2 separate regions of the Homo sapiens genome follow, and region 2 is linked to region 1. A link is an interaction called in ENCODE POLR2A ChIA-PET data of the cell type or tissue named here. Cell type or tissue: HepG2. All regions are shown on one strand. Each heading gives the region's core, and the rest is flanking DNA. Links, peaks and the distances in the headings are about the cores only. Region 1 overlaps CD160 (CD160 molecule). Region 2 holds the start of GPR89A (G protein-coupled receptor 89A).

Region 1 (15,919 bases), core at 10,719-15,718:
TTCTTCACTTTTTTTGCTCTGGTGGATAGAGGATGTGAGACTCATTTTACTGTTTCCCAGACCTGTCCCACTTAATGGATCTGTTGTGTTTCTTCTTATAATGGCAGGCACCTCAGATGTCCAGGTTAATTTATGTTGAGGAGTTAGGATTCTTCAGGGATTTATTATTATTATTATTATTATTTATTTATTTATTTATTTATTTATTTATTTTTTGAGATGGAGGCTTGCTCTGTCGCCTAGGCTGGAGTGCAGTGGTGCAATCTCAGCTCACTGCAACCTCCACCTCCTGGGTTCCAGCGATTCTTCTGCCTTAGCCTCCCAAGCAGCTGGGATTACAGGCACCTGCCACCATGCCCAGCTAATTTTTTATATGTTTAGTAGAGACAAGGTTTTACCTTGTTGGCCAGGCTGGTCTTGAACTCTAGACCTCAGGTGATCTGCCAGTCGTGGCCTCCCAAAGTGCTGGGATTACAGACGGGAGCCACCATGCCCAGCCTGAGATTTATTATAAGGAATTGGTTCACACAATAATGGAGTTTGAGAAATCCCAAGATCTGCAGTGGGCCAGCTAGAGATCCAGGAGAGCTGATGGTGTAGTTCCAGTCTGAAGGCCAGCTTGGATACCCTAGAAGAGCTGATGTTTCTGTTCCAGTTCAGAGGCAGGAAAAGACTGAGGTCTTAGTTCAAGCAGTCAGGCAGGAGGACTTCTCCCTTACTTGTTCTATTCAGACCTTCAACTGATTGGATGAGGGCCACTTACATTAGGGAGGGCCATGTGCTGTATTCAGTCTACTGACTGAAATGTTAGTCTCTTCCAAAAACACCTTCACAGACACACCCAGAATACTGTATGACCAAATATCTGGGCATCATGTGGCCTAGTCAAGTTGACACATAAGATTAACCATCACAATGAGGAAAAACAGAAATGATACATGTATACAGAGTGCTCCTCATCCCAATTAAGTTTCACCAAGTTAATAATGTGTCTCTATGAGAAGTGGTTCACCATGTTGGTCAGGCTGTTTTCAAACTCCTGACCTCAAGTGACCACCCGCCTCGGCCTCCCAAAGTGCTGGGATTACAGGTGTGAGCTAGCACTCCCAGCCGACAGGTGCTTCTTAAATGTTTTCTTTGAGCAGGAATTGGTCCAGGAATTGGTTCTCAAGTTAGAAGGAAAATTTGAGGGGAAGAACTTGTTTTTTCTCCAATCAGTCTCTGATTAAATAGTTATTAGGAAAAACTCCTTGCTTATGTCTTTGTATTGCACATTTTTATATATGTATATATGTGTAAATAGAGATATTTATATATTCACAGACAAACACGTGTATGCACATTTCACAATGGAGGAAGAAGGGATATGGTGTGCACTGAGGTAAAGTGAGCAGGGATACAGAAGAGAGCTGGAGCCTCACAGTCTGATTCTCTCATTGTACATAACCTTTAGGGTCTTTGTTTCCCTGAGTTCTCTGGTATGGGGCACTGTTGGCTTGGGCTGGTACCCTGTTATTCTCTGTGATGAAGGGATTCACTGGAGGTAAAAACGTAATCATTTCCAAAGGTTGAGAATAAATGACTTTGAGGAAAGGGTGTTCATTATCCGTTGCTTCTATATTATAATCAGTTGAACTACAATACGGTTATCTATTGATTTTTTTTAATTTTTCTGACAAATTATTGACACCAAATTGAATAATTCATGACCTGCATGCTTCAGCTTCTTTCTCCCTGGTTTCCAGGTGCTATTCCCTCAAGAAATGCAAATTAAATATGTCGGTCTTAATAAATCAGGAGGGAAGCATAGTCTGTGTCTGTTTTAAATGACAACAACAACAAAACAGCTTTGGGGTTTAAGAAGTGGAAGACACATTTTTATTTTTTTGAGACACAATCTCACTCTTTCGCCCAGGCTGGAGTGCAGTGGCGTGATCTCAGGTCACTGCAACCTCCCGCTCCTGGGTTCAAGCGATTCTCTTGCCTCAGCCTCCCAAGTAGCTGGGATTACAGGCACGTGCCACCATGCCCAGCTAATTTTTGTATTTTTAGTAGAGATGGGGTTTTGCCATGTTGCCCAGGCTGGTCTCGAACTCCTGATGTCAAGTGATCACCGACCTCAGCATCCCAAAGTGCTGGGATTACAGGCATTAGCCACCACGCCCAGGTGAGAAGACAGATTTTAAGAGAAGGAGCAGGGCTGGTATCTGAATAGGTATTTGGATGTTAGGGGAAAACCCTTTTTGGCCTCTGTGGTAGAGCGATCGGAAGGTAAAAGTGCTGTTTACAAGAATAATCCATTGGAGATCTGGGGATTGGGGACGACTTATAGGATAGAGTCCTCTTGTTGAGAATTTCCCGAATGAATCTCATGTAGGTTCTGTCACAGTAAGATGGAGGAAAACTTTGATGGGGTAAGTATCACAAGTGGCTGTCCTATAGGGGGAAATCCTAGCCTGCAGTAATGTCAGTGTCTCAGTATTCAGCCAGCGAGCCACTGAGCTGCTCCAGGGGTTTAAAATAGAATGCATAGAATACAATGTATACAGCTGGTGATGCTTTCCAGGATCAAAATAGAGCCCTTGTCTGATCCCATTGACATTGTAAGGTTTCGATCTCTCATACCTGCCACAGACAAGTACATTGTAGGCATTCAACTTTTAAGGTTTTATACATGCAAACTTTATGTTTTCCTGCCACACTACACTTGGTGTCCACAGAAGTGTAGTTTGTATGTTGCCTCTTCTTCCTCTTTCAACCAGAACACTTAGATCTGTGATCATAGGATGTAAGCCTGTGATTCTTTACTTTTTCTAATAAGAAATACAATTTTCAAGATCCAAAAATTATTAGATTCTTGGCTGGGCATTGTGGCTCATGCCTGTAATCTCAGCATTTTGGAAGGCTGAGGCAGGCAGATCACTTGAGGTCAGGAGTTTGAGACCAGCCTGGGCAGCACAATAAAACACCATGTCTACTAAAAATACAAAAATTAGCCAGGTGTGGTGGCATGCACCTGTAGTCCCAGCTACTTGGGAGGCTGAGGAGGGAGAATCGTTTGAACCAAGGAGGCAGAGGTTGTAGTGAGCCAAGATTGTGCCACTGCACTCCAGGGCAACAGAGAGAGACCCTGTCTCAAAACAAAAACCCCCAAATTATTAGATTCCCTTCCAACAACTTGATAGCCATATTATTAGTATTTTTGATTAAAGAATACATAACAAAAAGCTGCTATGATTTCAGTAATGCTTTTAAGTTAATTTATTAGTCACACCAGAATCTACATCCAATTGAAATATATACAAATATTTGAAAGATATTTATTCAGGCTGAAGATTATGGTATATAGATTCCTTCTGATAACCTCATGGCCTCACAGGTTCAAAACCCGTGTTTGTGAATCACTCATACAGATTGGGGCTAAGATGCGTGTCCAGAAAACCACCTATTATGCATGAAAATTTGTAGGCTTATTTGAAGGCAATTGTATCAACACATTTTGAAAGCCAAGACACAAGTATTTTAAGTTTCTGTTTAACCAAGTCTCGAGATAAGCAGAGTAAATAAACTCTTTAGAAGCAAGACTCAGTTGGTATGTACAAAGTGGGATTGCTTTGTATATATTCCGCTTAGTTTGAGTCAGAGCTAGTAATCTGATGCTCTTAAATGTCTTCATAAACTTGGGCAGTGATGTTTCCTTTCTGTGATTATGTGTCACAGATTTTTATATGTGGACTATAATTAGTATAGTACAATGGCTGAAACTTTTCCTATAGTTGGATATATCTTCTGAGACTTCCAGTGATTGTATAATGTTGAGTAGCTCCAGAAGATTATTTGAATAGTAAAAACAAAAGACATCTCTACCTATGTGAGTTTATTATTTAGTTAGAAACACAGAACTAACTATTTAAAACAGGTAGAGAAAGATTAAGATGAATGTGATGTAGTGGAGAAAGCTTTGGAGACTTTGGAGTCAGAACTCAAATGGCTCTAGGTCCCAAATCCAGACTCTCATTTTGATTCTCAGAACAATTCTGTGGAAAGAGAAGATACAATAGGCAATATCCCTTTTTACAGATAGGTAAACAGAAATAGCATCTCAAAACCTCATTTGCACTGGGTGAGGTGGCTCACGCCTGTAATCCCAGCACTTTGGGAGGCTGAGGCGGGTGGATCACTTGAGGTCAGGAGTTTGAGACCAGCCTGGCCAACATGGTGAAACCCCGTCTCTACCAAAAACACAAAAATTAGCCAGGCATGGTGGTGCATGCCTGTAATCCCAGCTACTTGGGAGACTGAGGCAGGAGAATTGCTTGAACCCGGGAGGTGGAGGTTGCAGTGAGCTGAGATCATGCCACTGCACTCCAGCCTGGGCAACAGAGTGAGACTCCGTCTCAAAAAAAAAAAAAAAAAATTCATTTGCCCAATGACAAATAGCTGGTATGTTGCAGAGCCAGAATTTGAATCCAGGTCTTTTTGCCTCCATGGCTAGTCCTTTTATCTCCATGGGATACAGTCTAAAATCCTTAGTTTGAGGTTCAAGACTATCACTAATAAGAGTCTTACTCATCTACTTCAGCCATATCTCTTTCCGTTCCCACAAACCTTAGCTCCCACATTTGGCAGGTCCTTGCCAAGGAGCACAGGTAAAGTGTCTCTTTCCTTTTAATGGCTCACCATGGAGCTGTAGCTAAATTTCTGTGCTCTTACCCCTTTATTCATGTAGTTCCTCCTATCAGGAATATCCTGCCCACTCTCTGCTTAACTATGACAAGAGGTCATCTGTCCAAAGAGAAAGAAGAGAGTTTGTGGATTTAGGAGAAAAGAAAAGACTCCAAATACTGCTATGGGCATTTATTTAAAAAGAGAAATGACCAAAGAGGTTAACAAGTATTTAGATGAAGCTGGGCAGTTGTAGTCTGTGGTGCTCTTGGTCTGCACAAATCTTCCTCTTCCTCCAGCAGTGCTGTATGGATGTTGTTGAATGTTGAGGTCTGTCTGCATTTTCTCATTTTCATGCCAAGTCAATCACTGGATCTGGCTGTCTTCCTTTCTGTCCTACCTATCTTTGCTTGTTTTCTCTCTCTTTCCTTTGCAGTGTTAAATAAAAATTTATTCCCCCAAAATTTGGTGTTCTCATTTTGTTTGACTTATTTTACTATGTTGATGAAGAGGGAGGAAAAGTTTTTCTGGGGTACAAAAACGCATATATTTATCCGATATTTGAGGACTATACTACCCACTTTGGTGAAAGCTGTTCTGTTTATTTACTGGAGCTTAGGAGGGAAGAAGGCAAGTTTGCCCTGATGGTGAGGAGCAAAGTCAAGGATTACACTGATTTGCCCCAGCTTATATTTCCACAGATTCTTGGTATATTTAGCATCTCTTCCCCTGTGCCCTGTTGCATTCTTCTCTGTGCCTATTGTAATGAGAAAGATACTAAGCCATAGTCAGACTCATCTTGCTGTAGCTGTTTTAAAAGTTTCTTTTGGCACAAGGCTTACAAAGCTGTGGAAAGAAAGTTTGTATTACTGCCTTATAACTTAGAATAGCAACAAAATACCTGATATAATGAAGTCTCACCTGTCCTGAGATGCGTGCGTGATAGGCCCTCATGACTGTAAAGGGATTGGAAAAGGAAAGTGGGAACTATTTTATGTATTGCATCTTATTACTAAATTAGGGTTGTAATCTTGAGCAAATCTGATTCTGGTGGGAGTGGGAAGGGGGCTAGCCTTTGATCGCTCCTTGCTGGAAGGAACAATCAAAGAAGCAATAGATGCCACTCAAAAAGTTGAAGGTAGGTTTTCCACGTATAGCTCTGAATTGTTGGCACAGTGGTAAGACAAGGATATTCACTGAAACTAGTTCATGAGCTGAGAGAGGCACAGAGGTCCAGGAAACTCCCTCCTCCTTTTCCCCACATGTAAGCATGATAACTTGACCTATGTGGTGTTTCTGGACCTGAAAAAGCATGTGTACTATTCTACTGAATACTACCTCTTTCAATAATTCTACTAAGCCTTGAGTTGGGGAAGAAGGATAAAGAAAAGAAAGCTTCTAAGTAGTGTATATTTTCTCGTTTAATCAAATATTGAGCTTTGGTTTTTTCCTTTGGTTAACTTTAAAGCTACTTGAATTGAATATAGGAGAAAACAAAAAATTGGATTCAAAAGCTCATTCTCTTCACCTGAGTGGAAAAGGAAAAAAAGGCCAGAGATGATTTTTTTTTTTTTTTTTTTGCTCTAGGATGACTTGGGAATCAAAGATAGTAACTAGTAGTAGGTTGTATGGCTAGACTCAATTTCCCCTTTATAATTTTTATTCTAAAATAAAATTTATTTTACTGGTTACAGTGGCCTAACCAAGGGAATTTAAAGTCAACAAAAAATTATGTCTAAAGGTCAGACTGTTTCATATTCATGTTTCCTCCTGAAAACTGGCATAGGCTTAAATTTGGAAGATCCTTACCAAGGATTACAGATAAGGTCTCTGTTTTCTTTTTGAAATCTCTGTTTTCTTTTGATGACTTGCAAATAAGGGACTGGAATAGGGAATGTTTAGGTGGTCCTGTTTCTGGAAAGGGGAGGAGTCAATCTCAGAATGAATGGGGTGGTGAAGGATGTAAGAGGTGCTTTGCATATAGTAGATCATTACTGAGTGTAAGGTTTTAGAGTGAGAAGGATCTGTATTAATTGCTGTGACGGGCAACAATTAACTCTTTTTTTTTTTTTTTTTCCTTTGAGAAAGTGTCTCACCCTGTCACCCAGGCTGGAGTACAGTGGCATGATCATGGCTCACTGCAACCTCAACCAGCCTGGGCTCAGGTGATCCTCATGCCTTAGCTTGGGACTACAGTTGTGTGCCACCATGCCTAATTTTTGTATTTTTTTGTATAGTTGGGGTTTTGCCATGTTGCCCAGACTGGCCTCAAACTCCTAGGCTCAAAGGATCTGCCTGCCTTGGCCTCCCAAAGTGCTGGGATTACAGGCGTGAGCCACCGCACCAGGCCCTATTTAACTTCCTTGTGTCTGTTTCCTGATGAGTAACCAGGGGATGTTTGCTTGCAAGGGTTGTATAAGGTTAGAATCATCATGTGTAAAGCATCTGATTCATCATACAGGTTTTTTAACAAATTTATTAAGAGCCTGCCATATGTGTGGGACTTTTCGTTGGGGTAAAGAAGACAAAGTCCTTACATATATATAGAGCTTACATTCTGATGCCATTCAAAACAGTGGTAGTTATTGATTTGAGGAATGCCTAAATAAAATGGAGTTAAGAATGCCAAGGCCAGGCAAAAACCTGAATCAGTTGCTTGTTATGCAAAAACGTTATGACAAATTATTGGAAGTTTCACTTTTTGTTATCTAATAGGGAAAACGCTAATCTATATTGGTAAATGGTTTTCAGAGGACTCAGCTACATGTGTTTAATATACTCAATCTGGCCATCAGCCTTTGCTGAGGAGCCGCATTGTTCAAAACCCATCTCCAAACCAAGTCTGTCTCTTGCCTTTTCTTCCTCTAATAGCTGAAAATCTGTTGCTTCAACTTGTAGCCCTCTGTTCATGCAGTGAGTAGAGGTAGTTGTACTAACTTGCCTCTCTCACAGGCCTTCATTCCTAATGAGTCTTACCTCCTACCCATTGAAAAGTCTGATTTATCTGTCTTCCTCCTTAGTGCCTTTGGATCAGTGAAACTGGTTTGAACTTTCCTGTGGATAGCCAGGGCTTGAGTAACATTTTTCTCTCCCCCTGGACATCCTTTCCAACCTTCTCCTCCTGGAGAATAACCAAGGTGGCAGAAATATAATAGCACCCTCATTGCTTGGGGTGCTTACGGCTCTTTTGGACATACCTTGAAGGGCCACAAGGCTGGTGACCAGCATTACCCAGACCTTTTCTTGTAGGAAGCCTGAACTGAGAGTGCCTTCATTATGGCTGAACTCAAGGTGTTGTCTTTGTTTCAATCCCGTCACTGTGTAGTTCCCTGTCTCTGGTTCAAAAGAGAATCATGGATCAGGGGAGGGTTTCAGAAATCATCAGTATCTCCTTTTGCATCATCTCATAACATCTCTTTTATGATCTCCAAGGATTCCTCCCTCTGTAATTCGTTGCCCAAATAAGTATTTTTAACATTGTGGGTAATGATGATGTACTTAGGCAGCCATAAATAAGTATAGAATCTCCTGTGTGTCAGACACTAGGGATGCAGATAGATCTTAAAGTAATTCTAAAGTTTTGCCACAGAGATAGCTGAAACAGCTTAGTCGCCTTGGACTTGGGTATCCCCAAATAGCCCCATTTTCTAGAGTGGTTCAAGCAATCTAGCATAAGTTAAAATCTTGCCCTTTTGGAATAGATCTGGGTTTTTTTTGTTTGTTTGTTTGTTTTGTTTTTGTTTTTTTGAGACAGGGTCTTGCTCTGTCATCCAGGCTAGAGTACAGTGGCATGATCATGGGTCACTGCAGCCTCATGCCCCGAGCCCAATCGATCCTCCCACCTCAGCTTCCCTAGTAGCTGGGACTACAGGCATGTGCCACCACGCCCAGCCAATTTTTGTATTTTTTGTAGAGACAGGTTTTCACTGTGTTGCCCAGGCTGGTCTCGAACTCCTGGGTTCAAGTGATGCACCTGCCTTGGCCTCCCTAAGTGCTGGGGTTACAGGCATGAGACACTGCACCTGGACTAGATCTGGATTTTTATCCATCATTTACTGTTGGATGAACATAAATTATCTTCAAGCTTGAGTTATCACAGGACAATAGCTCAAAAGACCATGGAGATTAAATAATATAATATCACTTAGCACAATGCCTGGCCCACAGTAAGCACTCAGTAAATGGCAGACATTGTTTTTTATTTTATTTTATTATTTCTTTTTTTGAGACAGAGTCTGGCTCTGTCGCCCAGGCTCGAGTGCAGTGGCGCAATCTCGGCTCACTGCAACCTCTGCTTCCCGGGTTCAAGTGATTCTCCTGCCTCAGCCTCCCAAGTAGCTGGGATTACAGGTGCGTGCTACCACACTCGGCTATTTTTTGTATTTTTAGTAGAGACAGGGTTTCACCATGTTGGCCAGGCTTGTCTCGAACTCCTGATCTCAAATGATCTGCCAGCCTCAGCCTCCTGAAGTGCTGGGATTACAGGCGTGAGCCACCACCCACCCTGACATTGTTTATTACCTGTCTCTTCTTAACTAGTTTTACCTTCCAAAATGCACCTAATTTCCACACTTGGGGAACCATCTAGATGTGCTGACTCTAATACTTAAATATGCTGAGAAGATGAGAAAAGCATTCTTCCTTAGGGAGAATCTTCACAACTAAAACAATATATTAGGAGAACAGGATTTAGGTTATAAGGAGCAAGGACTGTGTTATACCTCATTCTGTTCTCCAAGGCATAGCGCTGGGCCTGGGATGCACAATACATATTTGTTAGATGAATGAAAGAGGAGTATCCACTAGTGCAGTTTAACTGAAGCAATGTATTCACATAAATAGAATGAAATGCTATAGAGTCTCTAGTGCCAGGCTAATGTAATTTAGACTTTATTCCATAGACAGTGAGAAGCCATTAAAACTTTGAGTGATGTGGCATGTACAAATTAGCATTTTGGAAAGACAAGCTGGTGGTAGTATGTAGAATGGATTGGAGGCAGAAACAGTATTTAGAGTTGCTGGACCATTAGGCAACAGCTCAGTGCTAGGCCCTGTGGTAGGTGTGGGAGATACAAAGGTGACTAGGGCACAGTTGCTGAACTCAAGGGACTCACTAGTTAGGAGACTATAGGAATATGTTAAGTGTGAGGTGATGAAGACCTGAAAAACACCTTTGGAAGGAAAGGAATAACAAAGTACTGCTATTCTTCCCCACTAAGTACTGCTGTGCGGAAGAACAGCAGTACTTAGTAACTCTCTGAATTGGGGGTTAAGAAAAAAGGAGGAACCAAAGTTGACTCCGTCATGAACAGAAATAGGGTCTCAGGAGGATAGCTTTGATACTGAGTTTGAGGAAATGGTGGGACATCCAGGAGCTAGGAGTACAGTTTTTAGTTTAAACGTTTAATTAAAACTTAGGAAAGGTGTTCAAGCTGGAGAAGTTGATTTGCTGGTCAGTTGCAGGGAGATGCTGGTTTAAATCGTGGGTAGATGAGAACTAGGGAGAGAGAGTAAAGAGAAAAGGTTGAAGGGGTGAGAAGTGAGTCTTGGGGAATACTCATGTTTGAGAGGTGGGAGGAGGAAATAGAGAAGACAAAAGAACAGCCAGGTGGGTAGAACAGCCAGGGGAGTACAGTCACAGAAGCCACTGGAGATGACAGTTTGATGAAGGAGGGAATAGTCAGAAGTGCTGAATGCTATAGCTAGGTCAGACAGGAAGACACCAGGAAGCAAGGAACAAAGTCAGTCAAACTAAACAAGTTGAAAATTTGAATTAACTAGGAACCATAGGAGGTGATTAGAAACATTTGTTCAAAGGCTCTGGGCCAGTTTTTCATGGGGGGAGGGTGGTGAGTGGGTAATTTATACTTGTTTTTCTTAAAAAGTAAGATAGGCCAGGCACGGTGGCTCACACCTGTAATCCCAGCACTTTGGCTAGGCTGAGGCGGATAGATCACCTGAGGTCAGGAGTTTGAGACCAGCCTGGCCGTCATGGCAAAACCCCGTCTCAACTAAAAATACAAAAAAAATTAGTTGGATGGGTGGTGGCGTGTGCCTGTAGTCCCAGCTATTTGGGCGGCTGAGGCAGGAGAATCACTTGAACCTTGGAGGTGGAGGTTGCAGTGAGCAGAGATCACGCCACTGCTCTCCAGCCCGGACCACAGAGTGAGAGTCTGTCTCAAAAAATCAAAGAAAAAGAAAAAAAAAAGTAAGATAGTTGTAAGTTCATGGAGAAGTAAGATAGTTGTAAAAGTTCATAGAGAATAATAGCAGTGCCCTTTTGTCCTCCTAGGCTTATTGTCTGAGACAACCACTGTCAACTCTTCGAGATGTCTTATTATATTCCTAAATAATATGCTCATATTGCTGCTTCCTAGTGATAAAATTTAGACATTTTCTATTGGCTTTCTGCTACAGTAGATGAAGATGTGCTAGAATATAGTAGATGAGGATTATACTTTCACCCATTTTCCTTCTCTGCATTCTTCTAAAAATAATTGTACCACAAATTTTATTTAAATTAGTCATGTTTACATAATTTGGATTCTGTGTTATTTTTTGCAAAATCAAGTTGTGCGCTATGTTTCTTTTGTAAAATTTAGTTTTTTCTAGAGCCTGATTTTATTTTTTTACTGGCAGAGTTTTCCATATCCATTTCTTTAATCTTTTTATTGGGTCTTTAATGGGCCTTTAGAAAGATGATATGTCGATTCCATTTTTACCTCCTAGAGATCTCCCTTCCAGAGTCGTCTTTCTCTTGCTCTCTTCTGGACTAACTGCCCTTTTTTAATTCTTGAATTTCCTTTTTTTTTTCTTTTCCACTAGAGATGGTGTCTCCCTGTGTTGCCCAGGCTTATCTCTAACTCCTGGGCTCAAGTGATCCTCCCACCTTGGCCTCCAAAAGTGCTGGCATGAGCCACTGTGTCCAGCCTAGAACTTCCTTGTTAGACTCCTTGTTTCCTGTATGTCATTTTATCCCCTTTATGGATTCACTTTCTTGTTTTACTGAAGCACATCCTCTGGTAGCTTCTTTGAAAAGATCACATGGAAGGCAAATTTTTTTGAGTCATTGCATCTCATGATAGTGTCTTTTTTCTTTCCTTACATTTGGTTTATAGTTTGGCTGAATATATAATTCTAGGTAAATTTTTTTTTTCCCACAGAATTTTGAAGGCTTGCTCTATTGTCTAGGAATATAGTTACACAGAGAGACACTTTCTGTTGGGCACAATTTGACTTAAGGAAGCCACTTAAAGCTGGGGCTGGAGTGGCCATATTTAGGATATGCCAAAGTAGTAATGGAGCAGGGGGAGCATGCATAGAGTGAAAGACAGATGCAGAAGCCAGAGGCCTTGCTGCCTCACAGTTTGAAACGGTAACTGTTTTGCGTCCTGTCCCCTTTCTAGTTTCTGATTCCAGGAGCTAGAACTCATGAGGGCCAGCTGTACTTTTTTATTTTTTCCTCCTTTAATCTATGGTACTTTGAATTGGTTTCTGTTTCCTCCAACTAAATGCTCCTTAAGACAGACACCCATATTATCTCAAACCTAATCTCGTTGTCTGCCTGAATTTAGAAATATAGCCACATTTCTGGGAGAGTTCTGAATTGGGAATCAGGAGGCCTAATTTCTTTCTTTTCTTTTCTTGTTTTTTATTTTTTTGAGACACAGTTTCGCTCTAGTTGCCCAAGATAGAGTGCAATGGCACAATCTCGGCTCACTGCAACCTCCGCCTCCCAGGTTCAAGCGATTCTCTTGCCTTAGCCTCCTGAGTAGCTGGGATTACAGGCATGCGCCACCACACCCGGCTAATTTTGTATTTTTAGTAGAGACAGGGTTTCTCCATGTTGGCTAGGCTGATCTTTAACTCCTGACCTCGGGTGATCTGCCTACCTCAGCCTCCCAAAATGCTGGGATTACAGGCATGAGCCACCATGCCTGGCCAGGAAGCCTAATTTCTATCTGTTTTTACTTTCACCAGTGAGTAGCACTGGACAAGTCTCTTCAACCCCTGTGTCACCATCTCCCTGTCAGTAAAAATGCAATGGCCACCCCAAGTAAGAGTTCTAAAATTAAAGACAAAATGAGATTATGTTTGTGTGTGCGCTTTGAAGAAAGGCAGCATCTGCCAATGGGGATGTTGGAAAAGGATTGAGGAAGAAGGAAACTGCCTTTCCAGGACCTGAACTATCTGGTTACATCTCCACTGTCAACCCTGCTCACTGTCCCACCTGGTGGCATTAGGAGTATTTGAGCACTCACCTGTGAATAGAATGGAGAAAAAATGGCCCTGAAGGCGGATACCTGACTTCTGGCTTCTGGCACAACACTGGTAGGTCCCACTGTGCAACGGTGTGACTTGGCTTATGGTGAACATCAACTGAGATGATATTTCACCAACACCATCTATCCCAGGATCCCTTTTAAGTCTCAGCTGTTTTAAACTGGTCTCAGGAGAACAGTCTCCAGACCTGTCCTTGCACAAAAACACTACAAACCCCTCAGCCTCTTCTTTCTTATGCCATACAGTACAGATTAAGTTTAGTCGCGTTCCTTCCTGGGAAGCTGAGCTGGTGATGTTAATGCATCCTGGAATGGAAAGGGAAGAATTACCCAGAGGTCAGGTAGCATTCTGTGAATTTCACCGTAACTGCTCCTTATCACTAGAAGTCTTCAAGGAAGGACTGAAGCAGAACCTGGCAGTAGTGCTGGCAGACAGGAAATACAAATTCCAGCTCTATCGATGGCTGTGTGACTGTAAGCAAGTTACCTAACTCCTTGGGCAGTAGTTTATTCATCTGGAAAATGAAAATTAAGGGACTAAATAATATGCTCAAAGCATCCATTAATTCATAGGTTTATTTGTTCCTCCACTTAACAAATACGTTTAGGTATTCACTCTGCCAAGCCCTGCTGGGGCTATGAGGACTAGGACGTGAGCCCTACTGTCAGAACTTTTTTTTCCCCTAACCATTAGATGACCGGGGATTTTTAATTTAAAAAATTTTTTTTTAAAACAAGGTCTTGCTGTGTCACCCAGGCTGGAGGGCAGTGGCACAATCGTAACTCACTGCACCTTTGAACTCCTGGGCTCAAGCAATCCTCCTGCTTCCGCCTTCCGAATAGCTAACACTACAGGTATGCACCACTATGCCTGGCTAATTTTTTATTTTGTAGAGACAGATTCTCACTATGTTGTCCAGGCTAGTCTTGAACTCTAGGCATCAAGCAACCCTCCTGCCTCTGCCTCCCAAACTGCTGGGATTACAGGCATGAACCACTGTGCCTGGCCACTCTCAGAGTTTAAAGCCTAATGTAAAAACAAATTAGCAAAAAGTTACAATTTAATTCCACAGTTATTATAATTGAGGAATCTTAGAGATTCCTGAGTCTGAAGCATCAGGGAAACTTCACAGTGAAGTTAGTGCTGGAGCTGACTTGAAGGATGAGTAAAAGTTTTTCTAAGAAATATAGGATGAGAGAGACCACAGAAATACCAGAGATGATTAAAAACAGCCACTGTGTGGAAATGGAGTGAGAATGGACTGGAGAAACAGACTAATTATTGAGGGACCATTGATATCCAAAGACCATGACTCTGATGGTGCCAGTCTGCCCACTTGATTTTCCCTGTAAGTAATCTGTAACCTGGATACAGAAGTGGAGAAAATAGTTGGGTTAACCCAGGATGTTTTGGCTCGATGGGTGTCTCTGACCTAATTTTGCAATGCATTGGCCCTGCCAACTTTGTACTGCCCCTCACTCTCCTCAAACTTCACTTCCTTCTGTAGTTTATATTTTGTAGTCCATTATTATAATCTCTCCCTTATATCCACCCTCAGCTCCCTTAGCTTTACTCCTACTGTGATGGATCCTCGCAAAACCCCAACCTCGGTTAAATCCAGCTCTCTGCTGAAAACTCATCCGGCAGATGCTGAGGCTGCCAGCCCCCTCCCCCACTCCCTTGGCAGCTTGATCCGCTATGACTTGCTTTTCCTTTTAAGACTCCCCTTGGTATACATAGTAAACTAAATTCACTCTCATGAAAACGGTGAAGAGGCAGAGATGGAGGCTGCCCCCTGCATATTGAATGCCATTCTCCTACAAGAGTAAGAGATATGGGTCTTCCAAGACCCATATCTGAGGGAGACCTGCAATCCCAGCCATTGATTCACTCCAAAATGGTTTATATTTTATTTCTACTTTCCAGCTGGAACTTCTATAGGGTCTCTGTTAGAGTGCTTTTCTGTATATCAAATCCTCAGTATAGCCATAGAGGGCAGGTATTACTCTTCCCATTTTATAAATACACAAATTGAGGCACAGAGTGGTTAAACTAGCTGCTGAAGTTAATGAAGATTGCAGTATCTGGATCTCAAACCTGGATTTCATAAATTTATAGTATATAAGAGCCTAAAGGAATCTTAGGTTGAGGCGCAGATTGCCAGGCTCTTTGAAACATATAGCAGAGACAGAGTGTCTGATAGAGAGGCAATAGTATCAGTTCTAATGAAAAAGAAAAAGACAATATATTCTTTACCCTTTCCTTAATGTCAAGGAGAGTGAGTCAGCCGGGCGCCTGAGGATCACCTGAGGTCAGGCAGAGTTCGAGGCCAGCCTGACCAATATGGTGAAACCCCGTCTCTACTAAAAATACAAAAATTAGCCGGCGGTGGCGGCATAAGCCTGTAGTCCCAGCTACTCGGGAAGCTGAGCCAGCAGAATTGCTTGAACATGGGAGGCGGAGGTTGCAGTGAGCCGAGATCGCGCCACTGCACTCCAGCCTGGGTGACAGAGCGAGACTCCCTCAAAAAAAAAAAAAAAAAAAAAAGAGTCCTTTGTTTCCCCACTAGAGAAAATCACGGGATCCAGCCCTTCCCACAAGCCCAGGATCCTCCCCATGGCCGTCTCTGCTCTAGGGTCTATCCTCACCACCAGACTGGATGTCCACAATTGCCAGCAGGATGGCCAGGGCACAGCAGCCTCTGCCGGGTTCCAACAGCATCCTGCACGCTGTCAGCAGGCCCAGGAACTTGAAGCAAATGTTGGCTCTGCTGGTATCCTTGGCTTCAGTCTCCTAAAAGCACAGGGGGACCCACTAGACAAAGCCTTCCAGGGTTCCAAGACCATTTCCCCATCCCAGGCTCTAGCTTTGATTGGCTAGAGTATGATGGAGGTAGAGGAGGGCTTGGGCATGAGAGTCCAGCTGGCTGGGAAGTGAGGCGGTAAACCAAGTGAGATACACTGGGAGCCGG
Region 2 (15,919 bases), core at 7,160-12,159, 120 kb after region 1:
GAAACATTAGCATGAAAAAACAGGTATAACTGAAGATATGTCTCAGACCCAATCCTCTATATAGCACACAAAGAAAAACCAGATTTTAGCAATGCTACTTCTTATCCTCTTTAACTAATTAAGAAATTTAGGAAACATACACCATAGTATGACAGATGTTTCTTACTATACGGGTTATTAACTATAAGTTAAAAGTTGGGGGACATCATCTACCAAAAACAGTAAATATAGCTTTAGAATATCTGAATCCTCTGTATCAATATTTAGATGAGTAGCTGGCAAACTATGGCCTCACAGCCACCTGCTTTTACAAATTAAGTTTATTGGAGCATGGCCATGCTCGTTTGTTTATATATTGCCTATGACTGTTTTCTCTCTACAACAGCAGAGCTGAGTACTTGTGATAGAAACCTTCTGGTCCACAGAAACCTAAAATATTTATTATCTGGCCCTTTACAGAAGAAAGCCTGCCAACCCCTGCTTAAATAGCAGTGAAAGATGCAGGTTGTGATAATAAAATTTAATAACCATTATGTAAAATAATACCTGTCTATTCTCTATAGTCACAGGATCTATATCTAGCTCATCCAAGAAAAGGTTTGGATTATTTTTTATTTATTTATTTTTTTGAGATGGAGTCTTGCTCTGTCGCCCAGGCTGGAGTGCAGTGGCACAATCTCGGCTCACTGCAAGCTCTGCCTCCTGGGTTCAGGCCATTCTCCTGCCTCAGCCCCCCAAGTAGCTGGGACTACAGGCGCCCACCACCACGCCCAGCTAATTTTTTGTATTTTTAGTAGAGACGGGGTTTCACCATGTTAGCCAGGATGGTCTTGATCTCCTGACCTCGTGATCCGCCTGCCTTGGCCTCCCAAAGTGCTGGGATTACAGGCGTGAGCCACCGTGCCCGGCCAAGGTTTGGATTATTAAAGTTTAAAAGCAGGAGAATCAGAAAACACTTCTATTTTACCATAATACATGTTATTCATTGTTCTATCAAGAGACCATTATTATCAACTCTGATTCTCTCTCTCTCACTCTTTTTTTTAAGAGATGGGGTCTCATTGTCTTGTCCAGTGATCACAGCTCACTGCATATCCTCAAACTCCTGGGCTCAAGGGATCCTCCTGCTTCAGCCTCCAGGGTAGCTGGCACTACAGACGTGTACTACCACACTCTGCTAATTTTTTTTATTTTTTTGTAGAGACAGGGTCTCACTTTGTTGCCCAGGCTCGTCTTGAACCCCTGCACTTAAGTGATCCTCCTGCCTCAGCCTCCCAAAGTGCTAGGATTATAGGCGTGAGCCACTATGTCTGGCCCCTCTCTCTTCTTTTTTTTTTTTTAACCTTTCAATGTTTTGTGATTAACCATCTGTATAGTAAGTTTTTCTTTTTAATTTAAATTTCGTTTTCAACTCTGATTATCAAAGGATTTGAGAGTATAGTCTCTCTACAAGTCTCAAGTGCCAGGGGTCTATAATGAACTTACCTTGGCACTGAATCCTAACTTTAGAGTGAAAGACTGCTTTACTCCTAAAAGGTTTTTCCAGGTGGTGATAAAAAAGCACAACAAAGTCTGCATAGCATAGTTGATGAACCCTACATATAAATGCTGGCCTAAAAACATACTCAAGCTTGCAGATTAACAAGCAAGAAATATTTTGAATAGACTGTCTAATAAACTAACAAGTCTATTATTTGGAGGGGAGTAAAGAGTTATTTTTAAAAAGTGTTTTAAGAAACACTTTAAATTCAACCAAACTTGACCATGACTGTAAAATCAATAAAAATAACTAAGTTAAGTAAGAACTGGAGTTTCAGTCTTCAGAGAGATCATTAAAGTAGCTCTGAGGAATTCTAATCTTTTCAGGTAGAGATTTTCAATCAGCAGAACAATGTGAAGGGCTGTTACTGGGATTCAGTCAGCGAGCAGTCCTGGAAAAATAAAGCTTCTAGGAGTGAAGCCTAGACTGCAGCTTCACAGCCTCACTCCAATGAGTTCTTCAGAGTTAACGGTCAGATCTTTTGTTTCCTGGTATCTCATAATCTTTATCAAACCAGCTATTAGGTGGCTGTGACCCATATCTGTTGTGATCATTGCAGTTACTGAAACTGAACTATTAACACAGTGTTTTTTTTTTCAGTTATGAGATCCAATAGCTTTTCCACTGTAAAGAATGTAGCACAGAACTCTTCAAGAGGAGTTTTCAGTACTCTTACTCACCTGCTATTCAATACTCCTAAGATTTCAAAGATGATGAGCTCAAACATGGTGCAAGAAAATGCAAACGTCACGGAGAAGATCACCTGTACAACATACTGACGTATCTGTTAAAAGCCAAACAGAGACTAGAAGTTATTTCCTTGTTTAAAAACTGAACTGATAACCTCCTTCTGGTTACAAGTCAGAAAACTTATTTTGAGGAAATTCTCAAGTCATTGGAAGTAGGGCCACAACAGCAACTTGCCTGGAGCTAAAGAAAAAGATCAATATAGGTGGCACTTCTGAATCTTGAGTCACTATTACCAGCATCCTCCTGTGGATGAAGAATTTTGAGGACAAGAAGATGAAGTGACAGGGTCATAGGTAGCACTTAGAATTCCTGATGCATACTGACAAAAAACTGACAGATTCGTACATAATGGTTAATGTTTAAAGGGGTTCTTCAACACTCTGCAGATCCTGGATCAGTTCTGGAACCTTCCTCGGGAGGTCTTAAAGTATTGGGCAGAAGAAAATCTCCAGAATCCCAGGCTCTTTCAGACAATAAACTCCCTGGGAAAGTTTAATGGAGAATATCCTAGAAATGACCCAAATGTAGACTATAACCACTGATCTTATTACTAATTAGGAGAACTAACTAGGAAATGTCGAGTCTAGGGTGGTGATCTTCTGAATCCAAAGCTTAAGATAAAAACAACACCAGCCTTGTGTTGCGGGAAGTCAGGGACCCCGAATGGAGGGACTGGCTGAAGCCGCAGCAGAAGAACATAAATTGTTTCATGGACATTTATTAGTTCCCAAAATTAATACTTTTATAATTTCTTACACCTGTCTTTACTGCAATCTCTGAACATAAATTGTGAAGATTTCATGGACATTTATTAGTTCCCCAAATTAATACTTTTTAAATTTCTTATGACTGTCTTACTTTAATCTCTTAATCCCGTCATCTTTGTAAACTGAGGATGTATGTCACCTCAGTACCCTGTGATGATTGCGTTAACTGTACAAATTGTTTGAAAAACATGTGTGTTTGAACAATATGAAATTAGTGCACCCTGAAAAAGAACAGAATAACAGCAATTTTCAGGGAACACGGAAAGATAACCATAAGGTCTGACTGCTTGCGGGGTTGGGCAGAATAGAGTCATACTCTTCTTCTTGCAGAAAGCGAGTAGGAGAAATACTGCTGAATTCTTTTTCCAGCAAGGAATAACCCTGGGGAAGGAATGCATTCTGGGAGAGAGGTCTATGAATGGCCGCTCTGGGAGTGTCTGTCTTATGCGGTTGAGATAGGACTAAAATACACCCTGGTCTCCTACAGTGCCCTCAGACTTACTAGGATTGGGAAATTCCAGCCTGGTAAATTCTAGTCAGACTGGTTGTCTGCTCTTGAACCCTATTTCCTGTTAAAATGTTTATAAAGACAATGTGTGCACAGTGGGACACAGACCCTCATCAGTAATTCTAATTTTTGCCTCTGCTTTGTGATTTTACTGCCCTTTGCAGCATGTGATCTCTGTGACCCACTCCCTATTCGTACACTCCCTCCCCTTTTGAAATCCCTAATAAAAACTTGCTGGTTTTGTGGCTCGGAGTCACCATCACGGTCCTACCAATATGTGATGGCACTCCTGGAGGCCCAGCTGTAAAATTTCTCTCTTTGTACTCTTTCTCTTTATTTCTCAGACCGGCCGACACTTAAGGAAAACAGAAAGAACCTATGTTGAAATATTGGGGACTGGTTCCCCTGATAGCCTTGGGATTTTGGTATTAACTTATAATATAAGGTTTGCAATTCAGGGCCAGATAGACAAATGAAAGGGAACATTTGTGAGACATTATGAATTAAATTCTCTCCTACAGAATAACTATTTGCTATTGGTACATATCCTGATATGACTAAGACATAATCCTTGCTCCTAACTTCTGGGCTATATTTGATTTGCCTTTTTTCCCCCCTTTTAAATCAATTAAGTCTACTTATATTCTGCAATCTAATAGTTATATAGTACTTATTTGGTAAAAGCTTCCTATCTTGGAAATGAACATAATGTTTCTTTAATGGAGACATTTTTCTTGTCAATCTAAATCATATAGTGTAAGTATGACAAAATGATTTCTTCTCACCTCATAGTCTTTAAACAATTGGCGCATGAAGAAAAGCCACCCAAATCCAAAAAATAGTATCTGGAGGAGAAAGAAAATAGAATGTCAATACATATTTTCTTTTGAGAAATGTTTTATAGAAACTCTTTTATGATAAAAGGTCTGCTAACTAGACGGTTAACTTATTTCAGGGATTAAAGATAAGATCCACTCTTATAAGACCTATTATTAAAGCTCATGACATTGGAAATAAATTTTTAAATGCCCTTGGAGTTTTGAAGTTATCCATGTTACAGAGTATGCTTTAAGACAAAAATGGAAGTACATATTTTGCCATAATCTTATGATAATCATTATATGAGCCAGAGAAGTTTGCAAATAGAAAAGGAGTCAGTGGCCAGGCACGGTGCCTCACACTTGTAATCCCAGCACTTTGGGAGGACAAGGTGGGCAGATCACCTGAAGCCAGGAGTTCAAGACCAGTCTGGCCAACATGGCAAAGCTCCGTCTCTACTGAAAATACAAAAATTAGCTGGGTGTGGGCACCTGTATTCCCAGCTACTCCAAAGGCTGAGGCATGAGAATCGCTTGAATCTGGGAGGCAGAGGTTGCAGAGAGCCAATATCGTGCCACTGCATTCCAGCCTGGGTGATAGAGTGAGACTAGGTCTCGAAAAAAAAGAAAAGGTGTCAGAGTGAGACTTGCTTCTTATGGATGATCCCTGATTGCAAGTATTTAAAAATAATACCAGCCTGGCCAACATGGTGAAAACCCGTCTCTACAAAAAACACACACACATAAAAATTAGCTGGGGGTGGTGGGGTGTGCCTGTAGTCCCAGCCACCTGGGAGGCTGAGGTGGGAAGATCACCTGAGCCTAGGAAGTTGAGGCTGCAGTGAGCCATGATTGCACCACTGCGCTCCAGCCTGGGCAACAGAGTGAGACCCTGTCTCAAAAAATAAATAAAAATAAATTAATTTAAAAAATAAAAACTTCAGGGGAGAGGAGTTGAGACCAAAATTAGAGGAGTAGTAGAAAGCCTAATATTTTTTATATCTGTTTCCTTCAGAGAGTTTTCTTAGCTTCTCCACCATCCTGCCTAATCTACATAAAAGTGGTTTTCATCTCAATGTAAAGCCGAGAGATTGCAGGATCCCTCTTTCGTCAGTTTTGTTTCAAACTGGCAGAGACCGTAGCCACATGACAGCTGATAAAGCTGGTCTGTAGTAAACAGAACTTTCTATACATACACACTGACACAACTACTCTTTTCTTCTTAAACTGGCTAGGACCTTTATGAATAAAATGATTTTATGTCTTTCTAGGGACTACTTTACTGAGCAAGTGTAAACTCAGTAGTTTAGCACAGACTACTTTAGCTTCTTATCATGCCCCTGCTGCCTAGCAAACTCATGTGTTCAGCCCCCTGGAACTTCTTTGGTTCTTTAGATCCATATTCTTTCACATCGAGACCTGTGTAGATGTCCTCTGAAAGGAACTTCTCTCTAGCCCTCTCCCAGTTATGCTATTTACTCCCCCTGGAAGGCCCTCTCTGCCCTCCCAAATGCAGATAAATTGCTTTTTATATAATCCTGTTTTACATTGTACTTCCCTCATCAAAGTGCTTACCATACAGTTTTGTAATGTGTGATTTAAATATTTTTTGACATTAGATTATAAGCTCTATGAGGACAAAAACCATGTTTGTCTTGTAATCTTTGTATCCTTGGCATCCAGCACAAAGCCTGGTACGTAGCAGGCTCTCCATAAGTGCTTGCTGAATGGCTAAGTGGTCTACATAAAAGATGGTTTATTCTTCAGCATTCAATCTTAAATTTTCTGTAATAACTCCTACGTGCTATGCTAAGTGCTGAGGATACAAAGATGAATAGGATGGTTACTACCCTCTAGGAGCTCACAATATAGTGAAGACAGTACATAAATAATTATAACATAATATGGATGTGCAATGATAGAAATACATACATGATATTGTAAAACAATATGAAAGAGGGAGACCAAACCAATCTGTAAGGGGTTAGGACAGATTTTCTGGAGAAGATAATGCCCGAGCCGAAGGAAGTTTTAATTTGGGGTTAAAACCTGATATTGTATGCACATTTTGGGGTTATGTGCATTTTTCTAGAGTGGTTTCAAGGTATTCATCACACAGTCAAAGGTTTCCACCACCCCTAACATAAAAACCATCCTCTCAAAGGATGAATAAGAATCAAGTAGGGAGGCTGGACATGGTGGCTCACGTCTGTAATCCCAGCACTTTGGGTAGATCGCTTGAGCCCAGGAGTTCGAGACCAGCTTGGGCAACGTGGTGAAACCCCATCTCTACAAAAAATACAAAAATTAGCTAGGTATGGTGGTGCGTGCCTGTAGTTCCAGCTTATGGGGAGGCTGAAGTGGAAGGGCCACTTGAGCCTGGCAGGTAGACGTTATAGTGAGCTGTGAGCATGTCACTGCATTCCAGCCTGGGTGACAGAGCGAAACCCTGTCTCAAAACAAAACAAACAAACAAAAAACGAATCAGGTAGGGTAAAAACAGGTGGTAGGGGTAGGAGGACAGGGCTTTCCAGATAGCAAAGGGCATGAGTAAAGGCGCAGAGTGAATAGCATGGTATATGCCGGGAACTACACATGGTTTGGTGCTGCTAGAAGATGAAATTCAAAGAAGGAAGAGGTTAAAAATGAGGCTAGACAGGAGGAGTGGATGTCCAATCACTGAGAGCTTTGAAGGCCACCCTAAGGAGCTTAGATTATAGTCTGTAGGTGATGAGGGTTATTTAAGCAGGGAAATGGCATGGTCTGATTTGTTTTATATTATATAGAGCGGTATGGTGGCTGTATGGAAGACACACTTGAAGGAAACAACAGTGTAGAAAGAGAAACATTATAGAAATGTGTTATGGGAATTCAGATGAAAGATGATAAAGCCCTGAATTAAGACATTTGGTGACAGAAGAGGAGAAAACAGATTTGAGAACTATTTAGAAGGTAAAATCAACAGGGAGAAGTCAAGGATGACTAGTTTGGAATACAGGATGAAGAGTGAAGCTACCCAATTTATATAAAGAATACTGGAGAAAGAAGAGGTTTAGGAAAGGGGGCAGAGGATGGGGAAAATGATGAGCTCATTTTTGAACACACTAAGGGCCTGAGGGACAGCCAGCAAGATGGATCAAGATATCCAGCAAGTATCTGGAATAAAAGACAGATTGTGAAGGCAGGTCTAAGATATACCTATGAGTTGAAACCACCAAAGTACATGAGATCACCTGGGAATAGTATCTAGAGTAAGGAGAGCAATGTGCCAAGAAGAAAACACTAGAGGATAAGGAAAACAATTTTGAATAGTGAGGTAGAGGCAGGAACCAGAGTGTAGCAGGTCAGAATGAATGGGAGCTAAAGCAGTGGGGACAGTAAATGCAAATTACTCTAGGGAGAGCCAGGAATGAGAAAAAAAGAAAACATTAGATAATAGGCTAGAGAAGAATGTGGAATAAAGGGAAAGTTTATTGGCCAAGGGGAAAGAAAGCAGTCAAGTAAGGAGAAAAAGATGAGAAGGATGGTGGAATACTAGAGGATAAACTGATAATACTATTATTAATATGATTAGGTAACTTTTATTGAGCATTTACTATACTACAGGCTCTCTAAGTAGTACTTAGCATTATAATCTTATAAAAATAATTAAAAACTCAGTACAGTGGTTTGATTATCCTATTTTCACGGAGAAAGATGAGGTTTAGAGAAGTTAATCAATTTATAGTAAGTGTCAGAATCAAGATTGAACTCAAGCTTGTTTGACTCCAAAATCTGTGCTTTTTTTTAAATATTATTTTTTCAGCTCTTATTGAGTCTGTCTGTTTAGAAAATCTGTGCTTTTAACCACTTCAAAATACGCTACTCTAAGATCAAAGGTAGGTAGAATGGCTTTAAACCGGAGTAGGGGAACCCCGTTTTCTGAAATGGGAGGAAAGGAGGTAAGAATGGTTGTGAACACAGATAACCTTTTAGATTAAAATGCAGAAAGTATTCATAGTAGGAGATCATACCTTTTGGCTTCACTTTTGTTGAGTAAGTACGAGGCAAGGTTATCTGCTAAGAGTAAGAGAGGTGAGTTAGAAAAAGGAGCTTTGAGGAGAGTGACAAAGATTCGGAGAAACTTTGAGGGGAATGAAACAAGTAGCTGATTAAGGTCAAGAAAAGGAATAATTCAGTGAGCTGAGGGTTAAACTCCTGGCGTTGGCAAACTACACAGCTATGTGATTTTCTATAGTAGCCTTCAGGCCTCTGTATTAGTAGTAAACAAACTATAGCAGTGATCCAAGTGTGGACTTATATATACATGAAGGTAAACGAACAAGAGGGTGTAAGAAAGTAAGTTGGATCCAAGCATCTAGATCAAGCAGAAAAGGAAAGGGTCAAACAGATTAGGAGAAAATGTCCAGGATATCCTTTGGCTATTATAAATATTTACCGGTGGAGACAGATGTAAATTCAGAGTTTAGAGACCATATTTATATGACTTATGAAGCCACGACTGAAGACAGAGAAGTTGGGCAGTTAGGACTGAGGGTGGTATGTATAGTGGAAATGGATGATTAAAAAAAAAATCACCAAGATTGCTATGAAATGGAAGAGAAAACAAGCAAAAATTTTAAGTTTATATGGTGGGGAGGGGAATGGAAGAAAAGAGAAACAGATATATACCTTTAATATTTCATTGTGGCCTCCTTTCACATTGAAAAAGAAAAGCTTAAAAAGACTTTCAGAACAAAATTATGTCCTTTGCAGCAACATAGATGCAGCTAGAGGCCATCATCCTAAGCAAATTAATGCAAGAACAGAAAACCAAATACCACATGTTCTCACTTCTAAGTGGGAGCTAAATATTGGGTACTCACCAACATAAAGATGGCAAAAACAGAAACTGGAGACTACTTGGGGGCAGGGGAGGGGAGAAGGGGGAAGGGTTGAAAAACTAATTATTGAGTACTATGCTCAGTACCTGGGTGACCGGATCATTTGTACCCCAAACCTGAGCTCCCACAATATACCCGGCACAAGTACCAAATCTAAAATAAAATAAAAGTTGAAAAAAAAAAAAAGACTTAAACTACACACACACACACACACACAAGTAGCTGGAGAATTCATTTACATCCAAGTAAACACAAATTCTGGCAAGATTATAGAGGATCCAAAAAGAAAGCAGAAGCAAAATGCAATTTCAAATAGCTTTGCAAATAAAATGGAAGGCGTATAGCTTCTTATTAAAAATGAGACTTGATACTTTCAGAATTGTACAGAGTCTTGACCTTAGGACTTAAGAGTGTACTCTGGAACTGATAAGTCTTATGACGGTATAGAGGGCTCAAAACATGAGTTAGTTAACAGTTGCTTTTAAAAAAGTGACTTCTGGGTTGAAAATTAGCTACTGTTAAAAAAAAAAGATGGCCATCAGCAGGACAGTTATTAAAGAATTAACTATAAAAGACACCTTTCTTGGATCATTTATTCACCCTTTTAATCATTTAACAAATATTTATTAGTGCCTAATATGTGCCAGGTCCAAGGGATAGAATGGCAAATGAGAGCATGAATGCTACTCTCAAGGAGTTTATAATCTATGGAGGAGATAAACAAGTAATTACCAAACAATGTGGTAGTGTTGTTACAGGGGAAGTAGGTGAAGGGTACTATGGCAGTAGGTATAGGGACATCTAGTCCAGTCTAGGGGAAGCTTCTTGGATGTTCAACTTGAGATCTGAAGGCTTAAAGAAGGGGAGGGATATGAGGAAAAGGCCCAGAAAGAGAAAACACACTGTGTGGAAATCTGGAGGCACCATAGCATCGCCAGGTTAGGGAACTAAAAGAAGTTCAGGAAGTCTAAAGAATAAATTGGAGCCACAGCTGAAGAGAGAAGAGCCAGGGTCCCATCAATAAGGGACCTGAAAAGCCATGTAAAGGAGTTTGAACTTCATCCTGTGCCGTGGTGAGCAAGATTGAATACGTGACCTCTGATTTCAGATTTCATTTCAAATAAACCTTTCAGTTAATACAAAACAGAAAAAATGAGCAGGGAGGGGCGCAGGGGGCAATGGTGGTGTTTCCAAGGTAACCACACCTCTCTAGAGAGGTGCTTTTTATTAAACAAATATTCACTACAACTCTACTATGTGCCCGCAACTGATCTAGATGCTGGTGAATACAGGAGAGAACAAGACAGACAGTATCTTGGACCTCATGGACAGATAACAAACACATGAATATACAAATGAACCATAGTAATAAATGCCAAGAAGAAAATAAAACATGGAAATGAGGAAGAAGGCAGCCGAAATGGAAAGCTACTTTGGTTGTGGGCAGGGTGTCAGGTAAGACCTTCCTAAAGCGACATTTTTATTAATACCGAAAGGATGATAAAGTAGCCACATAAATATCTGAACAGAGAACATTCCATGCAAAGGAATCTTTGGGTCTTTCTTCCACATTTGTAAAAACCAGGTTTAACAATTAATTACTGCATGTGGATGCATGTGTGAAGTGAAAGTCTATGATTATAAGGCATACAAAATTAGAAAGCCACTTCCTCGGTTCAACGTATCAATTATATCCATGCTAAAAATCGTAGAGGCTGCAATGCAAAGCCAATTTTCTACTGACATTCTTATCTTTATTCTAAATGAAAAGAAAAGCTAATTAAATATTGTTATTTTTCTTAAATTGGTACTAAGGCTAAAAATAACCCTGAGTTGTCACCAAGGGCACTGGGTAGTCTTAGAAAGGTTTTAAGCAGAAGAGTTACATGTCTAGGTTTTTTTACATTAATACATTTGAATATTATGCAGCCAATAAAAACAATACTTATGAAAACTATAGAAAAGGTGGTAAATTTTAAAAATGAAAAAACTATTGCATTAGAGTGGTAGGATTATGGATGGCTTTTCCTTCTTTCTTATTTTCTTAAATATTGTAAACAAGTTTTTGAAGAGAAAAGGACAATGCTCCGCTCTACGGAGACGAGTATTAGGATGAAGCAATACAAAAACGGAATCAAAGAACACAAATTTAGTTCACTTTAAGCCCCCAAAGGTAACTGCTTCTGTTATTTGCCGTTTGAGAGAAAGAACAAGTAAAAACAACCACACACACACAAAATCTTTATTGGAAAGATGGGGGGAAGAAGGTCAACAGGCAGTCTGAGCTTCACAAATATTGGCCAACAATTATTTATTGAATGCCTGCACTTGGAAGTGGGGATACAGCTATGAACAAGGCAGGATCTCAAAAAACAAAATCAGAAACACAGACATAAATGATGCCAGTGCTATGATGAATGCTAGGAAGAAACAATAATTAACAATAGATTACATGGTAAAAGCAAGAGGCTAACTAGACGAAACTTCTATTGAGCAGAGACAGTGTCTTACATGTTTTTACGCTCAGAGCTTTATATAATGGTCGATAAATGTTTGTTGACTGTACAAACAAATGAAGGTGGCCAATGGAGAAGAAATGAGGGTCAGAAAAACATCCGGAAAAGGTGGGTAACTAAGCAGAGGATAAAGGACGAGGTGTCAGTGCAAAAACGAAACCTTATACTTTCAAGCACAGGTATTACCTTATACTGATACTTTGAAGCAGCAAATTTCTCCACACCCGGATTCAGGATTTGACATCTAACAGCAAAGCCTGCACTGACGTGTCCTCAGTATCCAGTATTGGCGCGTCGCACACCGCGCGCCCAGAACCACACAGGCTTCCCCAGTCCAGGATCAGTTGGCGCAGCCCGGAAGCTTCGAGGAGCTCCTAGAACCGCCGCCTTAGCTGGCGGCGCCGGCTCTTAGCCTGGAGGTCGGCGGACCGCTTCCAAAAGTGGACCGAAATTCCGGGGATGGATGCCGGGTGGGGACGCGGACGGCCGCAGGCCAGTCTCCTGACAGCCGGGGCTGAGGGAACCGGCCGCAGCAAATCGCACACCCTCTCTGGGTGCCAGAGTGACTAGCGCAGGACGCGTAAGAGAGGAGCGAGACCCCGGACCAGCCCGCACCGCGGAGGACCGGAGAGGGCGATTCGGTAAAGGGAGGCGGACGGGTGTCGGGGCGGGAGGCGGTGACTCACCTGGGAGGTAATCATGATGCTGGAGTCGATGAGGAAACTCATGGCGAAGTGTAAGGAAGGCTCCTGCCTCCACTTCCCACTCCCCGAGGCCACAGCACGCTGGGGCCACAGGCCCCCTCACACGGTCTGCCTTCTCCCAGGTGCTGCAGCCGGGACTGCGGCTCTCCAGCCCGACGCCATCAAGCTGCGCCCCAGTCAGCCAATCAGCGTCTACATCCACAGCCCCGCCTCGGGCTCGGGGTGGGTGGGGCGGACGCTAGGCTCCCGCCGCGGAGGCCCCAGGGGCGGGGCTTATTAGGGGCGGTGCTAAAAGCAGCAATGCAAGGTAGCGTTAACGTTTCTGAGGCTGAAGGAGGTAGGGCCTGAGAGCTAAGTGGTAATTCTGTTTTGTAATGATCCTAAGATAATAATGGTAATTATAGTAAGTCGGGCATTGTGTCCTAAATGTTATAACTTTTACTTGACTCGGCAAATATGACTGTACAAAGTGAGGGAAGACTGGAAAGTCAGATGAGATATGAACAAATATAACTAACCAAATACATTTCTGTGACAACAATGAAAAGCACACTGTCTGTAGCAATTTAGTGATAATATTGTACTGCATATCAGTCAGGCCACAGGTGGAGTACTGCACTCCATGTACCACACTTTGAAGAGATTTTACAGGCCGGGCCGGCTCACGCCTGTAATCCCAGCACCTGGGGAGACCAAGGCGGGCGGATCACCTGAGGTCGCAAGTTCAAAACCAGCCTGACAAGCATGGAGAAACCCTGTCTCTACTAAAAATACAAAATTAGCCGGGCGTGGTGGTGCATGCCTGTAATCCCAACTACTAGGGAGGCTGAGGCAGGAGAATCGCTTGAACCCGGGAGGGGAGGTTGCGGTGAGCCGAGATCGCGCCATTGCACTCCAGCCTGGGCAACAAGAGCGAAACTCCATCTCAAAAAAAAAAAAAAAGAAAAGAAAAAAGAAGAGAGAGATTCTACAGAGACATATTGGAGCTCGCTCAAATGTGAGCCACCAGATAAGGGCTGCTGGAAGGAGGCGAAGAAAGATGACTCAGAACATGACATCTGTCTTCATGTGAAAGAATGGGTAGAACTGATGTGGCGCTACGAATTATCTGTAGGGCAAAGGACTGGAAGTTAAATGAAGATAGATTTTAATTCAAAACAAGGATCAGTTCTTTAAGAGTCTGAAGAAGGGTTATTTTAGGAAGTAGCTGCCTCTGCCCCCTTCCCACCTATTGCAGTGGATCAAATATACACTGAATCACTACCTCATTCATTCAACACTCATTTCATGAAGGCTTAACGCATTGCTGTGGGGCTTACTCTGCCGCCGACCTGGGGCCTAGCTAGGCTTTGTAGTCTATATAGTCTCATAGTCCTGCAAACTGGCTCCAGCCCAGGAAATCACCCTGTGTAGGAGTGGCTGCAGTCAAGACGCAGGAAGACAATCCTGAGGGGACCTGACATCCAGCATCTGAGTTCAGACTACTATAGTTTGAATAAGTGATCTGCAGATTCATTATACACAAGGGAACATGTCTTCCTTTTGTTGGATTGAACTCTGTGATACCAAGCAGTCAAAACTACCTGTCAGATGTCCAATCCCTGATCCAGAATTTCAAGGAGCTATGGAGGCAGCTGTACAATGGGAGTGTCATAAACCAGAGAACTTTGTGTCCAGGCTATATCTATTAGGTAAGCAGGTAGATTCCCACATAACAGCACCTAACTGACATTCAAGAGTGTGTAGAGTGCAGAGTGCTGAAAGAGACTATCAAGGCAAGCAGTTTACCTTGGTGGCTTACTGGGGTGCACAGTGGGGATCAGAATATCAGTAACGAGGAATAGCAGAGAAAGGTGTGCAATACCTGCTGGCCTAAGGCCTATGCAAAGCTTTGGGTGACACTATTCAGAATGCTCCCTACTGTACCACTTGTGTCCAGGTAAAGGACAGGCCTAGGTGATTCAAGCGACTGCTTTATCCCCTGATTTTGATTGAGGAATGTCTTTAGAAACCTTCGCACTGCATTTAGTATCCAATTGACTCTCCTTTCAAAGCAAGTCTGTACTGCTGGTGGTGGACTCTGACACTAAAATGGCTTGTCCTCCCATCTCTACTGCTGGTAATATTCTCCCGATCCACTCTAGCTGCTGCCATCCTCTTAGAATAGTGGGATCTTTTGGTTCTGCCTCCATGGACAGTCACACCATCTGGGCTCTGAGTCCCCAGTTTGTGCTTTTTCCAAGGGAGCTTTTCAAAATATGTCATGTTCATAACTAGTAGCCATTGTTTGCCACTCATCCAGAGATTGACAGCCAGTCCCATAGATGTGCTACAAAGAGTCAACTGACAAGATGATCAGTCTGTGTCCTTTGGATGAGTGTTTGCTCACACCACTTTACTGTCCTTTTTCATAGCAACTGCAGTGTTCATACCTACGGTACTCTCACACTTCCCAGCACCATCCACATACTGACAGCTAACTACTTCATCCCCTTCCTCCAAATTAATGCAAAGGACTGGGCCCAGGAGTTGACACTAACATTAGATCCCTGGGAAACACCCTAGTACTTCTTCTCCGTGCACTTACATAGCACCTGCCCATGCCAGTGGCTGGATGATCTCTGTTAGGGATTTTCTTTTGAAACTTTTTACTTATTATGACATAGTTGTAGATTCACATGCAGTTGTAAGTCTGGGATCGTTTGAGACATATGGTATCACCAATTCCGTGGCATCCTACTCCCGCTGTCTCCCTTCATGGATAGACAACCTATCTTGTAGTTTTGCCCACTGTGCCAGGTTCACTGAGTCTCTGAACTCCCCTGTGTGCCCCACTAAGTCACCAGTGTAAGCTGGACAGGAAACCCCAAGTATTCAGAGGAAAAGTGTTTATTTCCCAATGGTCCCATGGACAGTATCTATACTTGATACCTAGAAAATATATAAGTGCAGTTTTCTCAAAGTGTGGTTCTCTCATGACTTGGGGAGCTTATTTAAAATGTAGATTCATAAGTCCTAATGTAGACCAGTGGACTTGGGATTTCTGAAAGTGACTCCCAGGAGGAATCTAGGAGTCAATTAATTAATAAATAAAAATTATATATATTTATCATGCATAAAATGATATCTTGAAATATGTATACATTGTGGAATGGCTAAAGCAAGGTAATTAGCATATATATTACTTCAGATATTTATTTTTGTGGTGAGAATACTTAAAATCTACTCTCAGAGATTTTCAAAAATGCAATACATTTTTATTAGTTACAGTCACCATATTGTACAATAGATCTCTTGAACTTATTCCTCTTATCTAACTGAAATTTTGTATCCTTTGACCAACATCTCTCCAACCCCACCCGACTATCCCCCACCAGCCCCTGGTAATCACCACTCTACTCTCTGCTTTTGTGAGTTCAATTTTTTTTTAAGA

The links. Peaks named below come from ENCODE experiments on the same cell type or tissue, not always from the same donor. Only the 100,000 strongest peaks of a DNase experiment are listed, where the experiment ranks them.
Region 2: POLR2A ChIA-PET joins it to region 1 with 6 read pairs; 3 of 35 experiments call an interaction of 5 or more read pairs at or near these places.

Annotation. Positions count from the first base shown.
Region 1 is chr1:145,728,078-145,743,996 of GRCh38, reverse strand. It overlaps CD160 (CD160 molecule), which reads right to left. Exons shown (of 6, transcript NM_007053.4): 3 at 15,597-15,741; 4 at 12,927-13,253; 5 at 7,863-8,000; 6 at 4,709-5,511. The coding sequence starts at 15,669. The coding sequence ends at 5,504. It overlaps RNF115 (ring finger protein 115), which reads left to right. Exons shown (of 9, transcript NM_014455.4): 9 at 1-5,129. Among named protein-coding and RNA genes, the nearest start is that of CD160, 17 kb to the right of the region's middle. In HepG2, for the core only: no CTCF peak of the experiment used is centred there; a DNase peak (open chromatin) is centred at 13,766.
Region 2 is chr1:145,604,725-145,620,643 of GRCh38, reverse strand. GPR89A (G protein-coupled receptor 89A) reads right to left here and starts at 12,656. Exons shown (of 14, transcript NM_001097612.2): 1 at 12,469-12,656; 2 at 4,351-4,410; 3 at 2,221-2,324. The coding sequence starts at 12,510. It also overlaps the pseudogene NBPF25P. RefSeq lists silencers at 12,339-12,388, 12,729-12,858. In HepG2, for the core only: no CTCF peak of the experiment used is centred there; no DNase peak of the experiment used is centred there; H3K4me3 peaks cover 1,076 bases.